2 separate regions of the Homo sapiens genome follow, and region 2 is linked to region 1. Evidence: chromatin loops called from intact Hi-C (ENCODE). Cell type or tissue: GM12878. All regions are shown on one strand. Each heading gives the region's core, and the rest is flanking DNA. Links, peaks and the distances in the headings are about the cores only. Region 1 overlaps STARD13 (StAR related lipid transfer domain containing 13). Region 2 overlaps LINC00423 (long intergenic non-protein coding RNA 423).

Region 1 (4,397 bases), core at 264-4,263:
TTCAAATGGGCAGAATATTCAAACAGATACTTCTAAGAGAAGACATGAAAGGATGTTCAATATCATCAGTCATGAAAGAAATGCAAATTAAAATCATAACGAGACACCACTACACAACAGAATACCTAAAGTAAAAACGCTGACAACATTAAGTATTAGCAAGGATTCAGAACTACTGAAACTTCCAAAGCGTACAGTCTCTTTGGAAAACAGTTTGGCAGTCTCTTATGAAATTAGATATATTTTTAGTACTTGATCTAGCAATTCCACTCTCAGCTACTTATGCAAGATAAAAGAAATCACATGTCCACAAAAAGATTTATACTTTTTATAATTTTTTTTTTGCTGTAAAAAGATTTGTACTTGAATGTTCATAGCAGCTTTAATCATAAGATAGCCAAAAAGTAGAAATGGCCCAAATGTCCATCAGCTGGTAAATGGATATAAAAATTGTGGTATATCCATACAATGGAATACTCAACAATTCAAGGCACTAACTATTGATACATACAACACTATACATGAATCTCAGAGTCATTATGCTAAGTAAAAGAACCCAGACACAAAGAGCATACACTACAGGATTCCACTCATCAAAAAAATTTCAGGCAAGGCAAAACTGTAGTGACAGGAAACAGATGAGTGGTTGCCAAATGCTGGCACTGGGGGACTTTTTGAGGTCACAAAAATGTTCTGTGTCACGGCTGGGCATGGTGGCTCATGCCTGTCATCCCAGAACTTTGGGAGGCCAAGGTGGGCAGATCGCTTGAGCCCAGGAGTTTGAGACCAGCCTGGGCAACATGGAGAGGCCCTGTCGCTACAAAAAAAATATATAAAAATTAAGCCGGGTGTGGTGGCTTATGCCTGTAATCCCAGCACTTTGGGAGGTGAAGGCAGGTGGATCACCTGAGGTGAGGAGTTCAAGACCAGCCTGACCAACATGGTAAAACCCCATTTCTACTAAAAATGCAAAATTAGCCAGGCGTGGTGGCACATGCCTGTAATCCCAGCTACTCAGGAGGCTGAGGCAGGAGAATTGCTTGAACCCGGGAGGCGGAGGTTGCAGCGAGCCGAGATTGCACCATTGCACCCCAGCCTGGGTGACAGAGTGAAACTCCATCTCAAAAAAAAAAATTAGCTGGGCATGGTGGCACGTGCCTGTAGTCCTAGCTACACAGGAGGCTGAAGTGAGAGGATCACTTGAGCCTGGGAGGTCAAGGCTGCAGTGAGCTGAGACCACGCCACTGCACTCCAGCCTGGGTGACATAGTAGGACCCTGTAGCTGAAAAAATAAAGTTTTATGTCACGATTGTGGTGATAGTTACATAGCTGTACATTTCACAAAATTAATCAAATTGTATGCTTTGGTGATTTTTTGGAATATAAATTATATTTAAATAAAGCTGAATAAAAAATAATGCAAGTGAGTGACATCAGTGAAAAAGGTTAAGTGAAAACCTCCAAAACCCCACTTCTTCATAAAATCAACAAAAGTACTGGCAGATATTGTCAAAATCAACTTTTTAAGAAAGCTGTAAATTGATATGGGCTTCCAACAAACTAAGTAACACTAAGTGTCTATTTAAGAAAAATGGTTAAACATATGTAAGGACAGTGAGCTTTGTGACATTCAAACCCACCCTATTCCTATGCCCTTTTCCCCAGCTTTTCAGGAGCTTTGAAAATCAACAGCATCACCGTCAGAGTAGCTGTGAAAACTAGTAGCCTTGCATCCACTGGAGAGGGAAGAACATGTTTGAGCTTCCCCAAAACTCCGTTACCAAAGAATTGTCATTATCTGAGCTGTCTGGGAATTCCCTGAAAACCCCCAGTTCACAGCGCTTGTCTTTATTTAACCTGACTCAAATCATTACTGAAACTAGCTTATACCCAGGGTGTTTGTCAAAGACAGTCAGTAGTAATTAGTCAACATGGCAGTTGCCTGAAATGGTAATAACAGTTGAGCCAAACAAGATGCTAACCAAAAAGCTTAAAAAGAATATCTGGGAGAATGAGATGTCCATAGGGGACTTAGAAAAGTTCCAATGTATTCCTAGGAATCTAGAAGGCCAAGTACATGTGCAGAACTGTGTGTATACCCAGGAAAGACCTGAGCTGGCCCTAATCTTCCACCTTTAGCTGACCTTGATGATCTGCACAAGCAGGAAATCAAGGCTAAGGCAGAGTTATCAATTCCCTGCTGCAGTGCTGAAGCCATATTGTAACATGCACAAAGAGCCGCTCAGCAAAGACTGAGGGATTGGTTGAAGGTATCTAAGAAAATCTCTGTCCAATCATTTGCTGATTACTAAATTAACTGAGTAGATACTTCAGTGGATACAACAAGGGATACAGACTTTAGAGAATTAGTTCCAGATATTCATTAAACAGATAGCAACAATGACCACCCTGGGAAGAGAAGATCTGATTTCAAGAGGTGCCATATTACAATATTTAAAATGTCCAGTTTTAAACAAACAAACAAACAAACAAAAAACCAAAACAGTGGATATCAGCAAATTGATTCTAAAGTTTATATGAAGGAGCAAAAGACTCAGAATAACCAACACAATAATGAAGGGGCAAAACTGGAGGACTGACACTATCCAAATTCAAGACTTCCTATGAAGCCATAGTAATCATGATAGTATGGTACTGGTGAAAGAATAGACAAAGAGATAAATGGAGCAGAATGAGGAACCCAAAACAGACTCGCACAAAGAGAGTCAACTTACGTTTATAAAGGAGCAAAGGCAATACGATGGATAAAAGGTAGTCTTTCCACAAATGCTGTTGCAACAAGTGGATATTCAAATGCAAAAAAAATTTAGTCTAGACACAGACCTTATATCATCACAAAAATTAATTCAAAATGAATCATAGACCTAAGTGTAAACACAAAGCTATACAACTCCAAAAAGATAACATAGGAGAAAATCTACATGACTTTGAATAAAGTGATGACCTTTTAGATTCAACACCACAGGCCTGGTCCATGAAAGAAATAACTGATAAACCAGACTTCATTAAAATTCAATACTTCTACTTAGTTCTTTCAGAGAAAAAAACTTTCAAGAGAAAGAGAAGACAAGCTATATACAGAGAGAGCATATTTGCAAAAGATATCTCTGTTAAAGGACTATTAGCTAAAATATATAAAGAACCCTTAAAACTCAACAATAAGGAAACAAACAGCCCAGTTAAAAAGAGGGCAAAACATCTGAACAGACAACTCACTAAAGGAGATGAATATATGGTAAACAAGCCTTTAAAAAGGCACTCAACATCACATGTCATTAGGGAATTGCAAACTAAAACATCCATGAGATACAACCACATATCTAAGGTAAAAATCTAAAACACTGACAACACTAAATGCTGGTGGGAATGTGGAGCAACAGAAACTCTCATTCATTGCTGGTGGGAATGAAAAATGGTATGGCCACATTGGAAGACAGTGGGCAGCTTCTTACTGCCAAATACACTTTTATCATATACTCGAGAAATTGCACTTCTAGGCATTTACTCAAATGAATGGAAAACTTACATCCACATGCAAACCTGCACGTAGGTATTTATAGTAGCTTTTTCATAATTTTCAAAACTTGAAAACAACTGATATGTCAGGTGAATGGATAAACTGTGGTCCATGTGGGCAATAGAATGTTATTCACCAGTAAAAAGAGGTGAGCTATCAAGCCATGAAAAGACATAGAAGAAACTTAAGTGCATGTTACTAAGTGAAAGAAGCCAGTATGAGAAGGCTATATCCTCTATGATCCAACTATATAGCATTCTAAAAGAGGCAAAACTGTGGAGATAGTGAAAAGATCAGTGGTTGCCAGGGGTTGGGGAGAGGAGGAGTGGAAAGGTGGAACACAGAGGATTTTTAGGGCAATGCAGCTACTCTCTATGATACTATAATGGTGGATGCATTTGCCAAAACCCACAGAATATATAACACCAAGTGTGAACCCTAATGTACACTATGGAGAATTTGGGTGATAATGATATGTCAATGTAGGTTCATTGATTCTAGAAAATGTACCAGTCTGGTGGGGGATGTTGATAGTGAGTGGGCGGGGGGCTGTGCCTGTGTGGGAACAGGCTATATATGAAAACTCTCTGTAGTTTCTGCTCAGTTTTGTTGTGAACCTAAAAATTCTCTAAGAAACAAAGTCAATTTTTAAAAATGAAGTCTTTTTTTATTCATTTAAAACAATTTCATTTTTTGGACTTTGAAATTACTGATGTAAAATTATCTATGTGTCTTCTGTTCTTGGTTTACTTGCTCATTAGTTGCCATTCCTACTAACAAAGTCATCATCACTGAAGACATCTTAGACATTTTAGGTAGATTTCAAACAACCATCCAAATCTTCCTTCTGAATCTTGCC
Region 2 (4,397 bases), core at 329-4,328, 310 kb before region 1:
CTTCCTGGTTCATAAATGGCTGTCTTTTCACTGTGTCCCCGCAGGTGAAAGGGACAAGAGAGCTCTCTGGGGCTTCTTTTATAAGGGTAATAATCCTATTTGTGAGGGCTCTGCCTTCATGATCTAACCATCTCCCAAAGGCCCCACCTCCAAGTACCATTACTTTGGGGATTGGATTTCACCATGTGAATGTGATGTGTGGGGGGTTGGGGTACAGACATTCACATATAGCAGCTAGGAATGCAAATATTTATCTAGCATAAGAAAAGAAATCACAAAAACTACTAGAGTTTTAGATATCCAGGTCTCATTCTTCAGAGATATTTTTAGGGACATTTTCAGAAATGCCTCCTGTTTGCAACCTGACTTCCACTCCCCACCTAGACCACCCCAGGAACCAGTCTGGTGCAAGTAAAGAGCCCAGTTGCTTAAGCTTCATTATCTTCAGGATAAATCTGCTTCTGACTGTATCATTTGTCATATTTGCATTGCAATTGTCTATAGCAGGAAGGGAAAGACTAGAAACCTAACACAATTTGCTTCCTCCTTCTAGAAGATGTTCATATGCATGAGTGCGTGTGTGTGTGTACATGAGTGTGAGTATGTATGTATGTGTTTATGTATGTGTGTGTATGTAAGTGCATGTGTAAATGAGTGTATGAAGATATGTGAGCGTGCATGCACATGTGTGTCATGAGTCAAAGCATAAATGAGATAAATCTCCACTGCATCTTTCTGCTCAGAGGTGCTATTAAGAGGGGGAGGGGCCTGAGAATCTGATCCCGTTAAAAGACTGTAATTTGCACTGTCAAAACCTGGAGTCTTCTACTAGATGGCGCTTGGTTAGCAGTCAACCCAATGAGCCTTCTAACTTATAAGGCAAGAGCTGGAGAGATACGCAGGCAGGGAAGGGACTTTTCATGACAAAGTGGGAGAGAATCAGGTTTTTCTGCCACAGAGAGAGGGGAAGCTGGGTGCTCTGCCGGAATGACCCCAGCAGAGTGGTTTCTAGAGTGAGATCCAGGATGCAGGCCAGAGCAGTTTGTAAAAGCCTCAAGGCCAGGTGAGCTATGGAGGAGGGAATTTGGAAGGCGCAGAAACTAAGAGCCAAAGATCAGTAGGCGGTGGGAGGGGGTTGGGCTCAGAAAAGCTATTTTTATTAAAATATTACAAAATGTAACTTCCCAATATTGGTGACATCGTGAACACCTAGGCAGCCTGATTTGTTCCTGTTACTGTCTCCCAACATGGGAAGTGAACTCCTCCGGAAAATGAAAAGGGCCTTCATTTGAGCACACCTAGAACATCTGACATCCAGCACAGCAGGGGGCTTGGTTGTTGAATTAAATCAATCAATGAGTGAGGGATGAATAAGGATGGGAGAGAATCAAGAGAGAATAGAGAGACCAGGCATGCTAGAGCGGGCCAAACAAGCCCGAGTAATCTAGGCTGAGATTAGACATGAAATCCACAAGATCAAATTCGGCTGGGCTGAGACGCGCAGCAGCCACATTTTCCTGAGCAGAGAGGTGAGAGCGCTGCAGGGTCCCATCCAGCTGGGCTGTGAGGTCGCAGAGGAGGATCTTTACTCTGGCTGGGGACTGTATTTCCAGGCTTTTTTTTTTTTTTTTTAAGGCAGCCGCTGACCACTTGCCTTGATTATAAGAAGTATTGCTTGAGTGACTTTGCTCTGCCTGGACAATACTCAGTGAAGCGATGATGTACGGCAGCCATTGAGAGCAGTTGCAAACCCATCCCTGGGCCAGCGAGATAATATTGCTGTGTTCTCCAGAAGGTCCTTCTCCGGAATTTGCTATCCTTCTTGTGGCTGTAGTTGAACAAACTTACATTTGACTTAAAGGGAGGTGTTTATCTAAGCTGTCTTCCTTTTAGGAAAAATAATGGACACAGTGACGTGTAAATCCACTGAGCACCTTGGACATCACAACCAGAGGGTCATGTGCCCCTGAGATTGAGTGGACTATACCTTGGGGGATGGGAAAGGTGGGGGCGGGGTGAAAGCCCGCAGTTACATTCAGACAGCACAGCCCTGGAAATGGATCTTAATTCATTTCACAAGCAATTCCAATGTGCTACAGCAGCTGAGCCCTGTCTGCATTTGCTTGTTTGTTTAGCAAAGGGAAATGTCCTTAGCCTAGCAGCCTGCACGAACTGTTTGCCTAGAGACAGTCACAATAATTGAGCCAACCTGGAAGGCAGGAAATAGGGCCTTAGAGGCCCTACTTCTACTTTTAGAAGTAGGTTTTGGTTTCTTTTTTTAAAGAGGTATTTAAAAAATGGCTATGCAATTTTCCATCCCCCCCAAATGAACCATATTTTTAAGACTGTCTCTGTTTTGTAGCTCTTATTTTCTGAGTGTCACATAGAAGGCACTCAAATAAATATTGCTTCAATACATTTGGTTTGTTTCCAGTTTTTGCCTTTTTTTTTTTTTGAGACAGAATCCCACCCTGTTCCCAAGGCTAGGGTGCAGTGGCGCCATCTTGGCTTACTGCAACCTCCGCCTCCTGGGTTCAAGCCATTCTCCTGCCTCGGCCTTCTGAGTAGCTGAGACTACAAGTGTGTGCTATCATGCCTGGCTAATTTTTGTATTTTAGTAGGGACGGCGTTTCTCCATGTTGGCCAGGCTGGTCTTGAACTCCTGGCCTCAAGTGATCCACCGCCTTGGCCTCTTTAAGTGCTGGGATTATAGGCATGGGCCATCAGGCCCTGCCCCAGTTTTTGTCTTTTTAAGCAATGACGCATTCAACCCATGGGTACCTGCAAGCTGTGCATGCATCTGATTACTTTCTTGGGATAAATTCATTTATTCCTACAAATAAATTAGAGCACCTTAGGGTGTGTATAAATTACTTGGTGGGGTGGGTCTTATTTCAATGCGGGATCTGATTCCATAGGTCTGGGATGGGGCCTGAAAGTCTGCTTTTTTAAGAATCTTCTGAGGTGTGCCAGTGCTGCTGGTCTGGGGACCACACTTTGAGATGCAAGGCCCTAGGTACCACCATAAGCAAGTGGAGCAGTGCCCAGCCAGGGTGGTGGCTCACCTCCTGGAGGCAGATTAGAGCAAACCAGGCCCCTGTAGATTCGGGGAAAGGAGAACATTAACCCTGTCTCCAGTATCAACTCCCAGACTCTCCGGTGTGAATTTCTGCCTCTGCTCTCATGAAATGTCAGAAAGGGTAAAGATATCTCAGTGGCGAATTTTGTGATCTATTTGGAATCAAATGGTTGCTTTGGGAGCCCAGAGGAATTATTAATGAGCCAATAAATGGGATACTGGCAACTTGCCAATTGCTAATAGTGTCCCTCCAAGCGGCAGATGGGGAGCAGGTCATAATAGTGGTCAGCTCAGAGGCTGGCTTTGCTAGGGATAGTCACACTGTGGTCCCCCCAACTTTGCTTAAGGCTTAGAGCAAGCTGCTCCCCGCCTTTCTCCTCTGTGGAAATGTGAGGAGTGCTTGCCTTATCCTGTCCTTGGTCAGCAGAAAACCCTTTCTTAGGGGAAATTTGACCCTTGATGGCTATTTTCCTTTGTCCAGTTTTCCGCCTTTATTTATTTATTTTTTAAATTATTATTATTATTATTATTATTAATTATTTTGAGACAGGGTCTTACTCTGCTGCCCAAGCTGGAGTGCAGTGGCATGACCTTGGCTCACTGCAACCTCCACCTCCTGGGTTCAAGTGATTCTCCTGTCTCAGCCTCCTGAGTAGCTGGGACTACAGGTGTGCACCACCACACCCAACTAATTTTTTGTGTATATTTTGGTAGAGATGGGGTTTCGCCATGTTGGCCAGGCTGGTCTTCAACTCCTGAATCCAGTGATCCAACCGCCTCGGCCTCCTAAAGTGCTGAGATTACAGGTGTGAGCCACTGCGCCCGACCAATTGTACTCCTTCTTATACTTCCAGAAACTGTTTTCTTCAAGGCAGTATCCAAGGGGGCTTGTCAGAGAGAGGCAGGAAGACCCTGTGGGTAGCACGCGGCATCCAAGAACATCCCTTCTGGCAGATTTCCAAATGAAATCTGAGATCTGGCTTTTGGCTGACCTTCAGGGATAGCCTTAAAAGTTGCTGCGGTTTTACCTGGTCTTATGAACGGTTTCATTTGGAGAGCTTTCCCCCTGAGGTGGAATGCAATCTAAAAACTAAATAAAGAAATGATTCATCAAAAGCATCTTTTGACCAACGAGGGGAACAAAATGACTGCTTCCATCCAGCCCTGTGTCTGCTAAGAGCTGAATGACTTGAGAATGTGGAAGACATGTCACTAAATGCTGCAGTTACTTTCAGGTGGTCTGCTACATCTGTGTTTCTGCTGGTTCGACCGCCTGAGAGGAAATTTTGCCCTCAGCAGGCAGTTCCAGGGAGTTGAG

What was found. A loop is a pair of places that touch in the nucleus more often than their neighbours do. Peaks named below come from ENCODE experiments on the same cell type or tissue, not always from the same donor. Only the 100,000 strongest peaks of a DNase experiment are listed, where the experiment ranks them.
Region 2: it touches region 1 in a loop (4-fold over the local background); 1 of 110 quality-filtered maps calls a loop at or near these places.

What each region holds. Positions count from the first base shown.
Region 1 is chr13:33,145,201-33,149,597 of GRCh38, forward strand. The region is part of intron 3 of STARD13 (StAR related lipid transfer domain containing 13); the gene reads right to left. Among named protein-coding and RNA genes, the nearest start is that of STARD13-AS, 130 kb to the right of the region's middle. RefSeq lists an enhancer at 1,668-1,967. In GM12878, for the core only: no CTCF peak of the experiment used is centred there; DNase peaks (open chromatin) are centred at 604 and 1,841; H3K27ac peaks cover 4,000 bases.
Region 2 is chr13:32,837,009-32,841,405 of GRCh38, forward strand. The region is part of intron 4 of LINC00423 (long intergenic non-protein coding RNA 423); the gene reads right to left. Among named protein-coding and RNA genes, the nearest start is that of LINC00423, 72 kb to the right of the region's middle. RefSeq lists an enhancer at 393-552. In GM12878, for the core only: no CTCF peak of the experiment used is centred there; DNase peaks (open chromatin) are centred at 2,161 and 4,223; H3K4me3 peaks cover 296 bases; H3K27ac peaks cover 2,260 bases.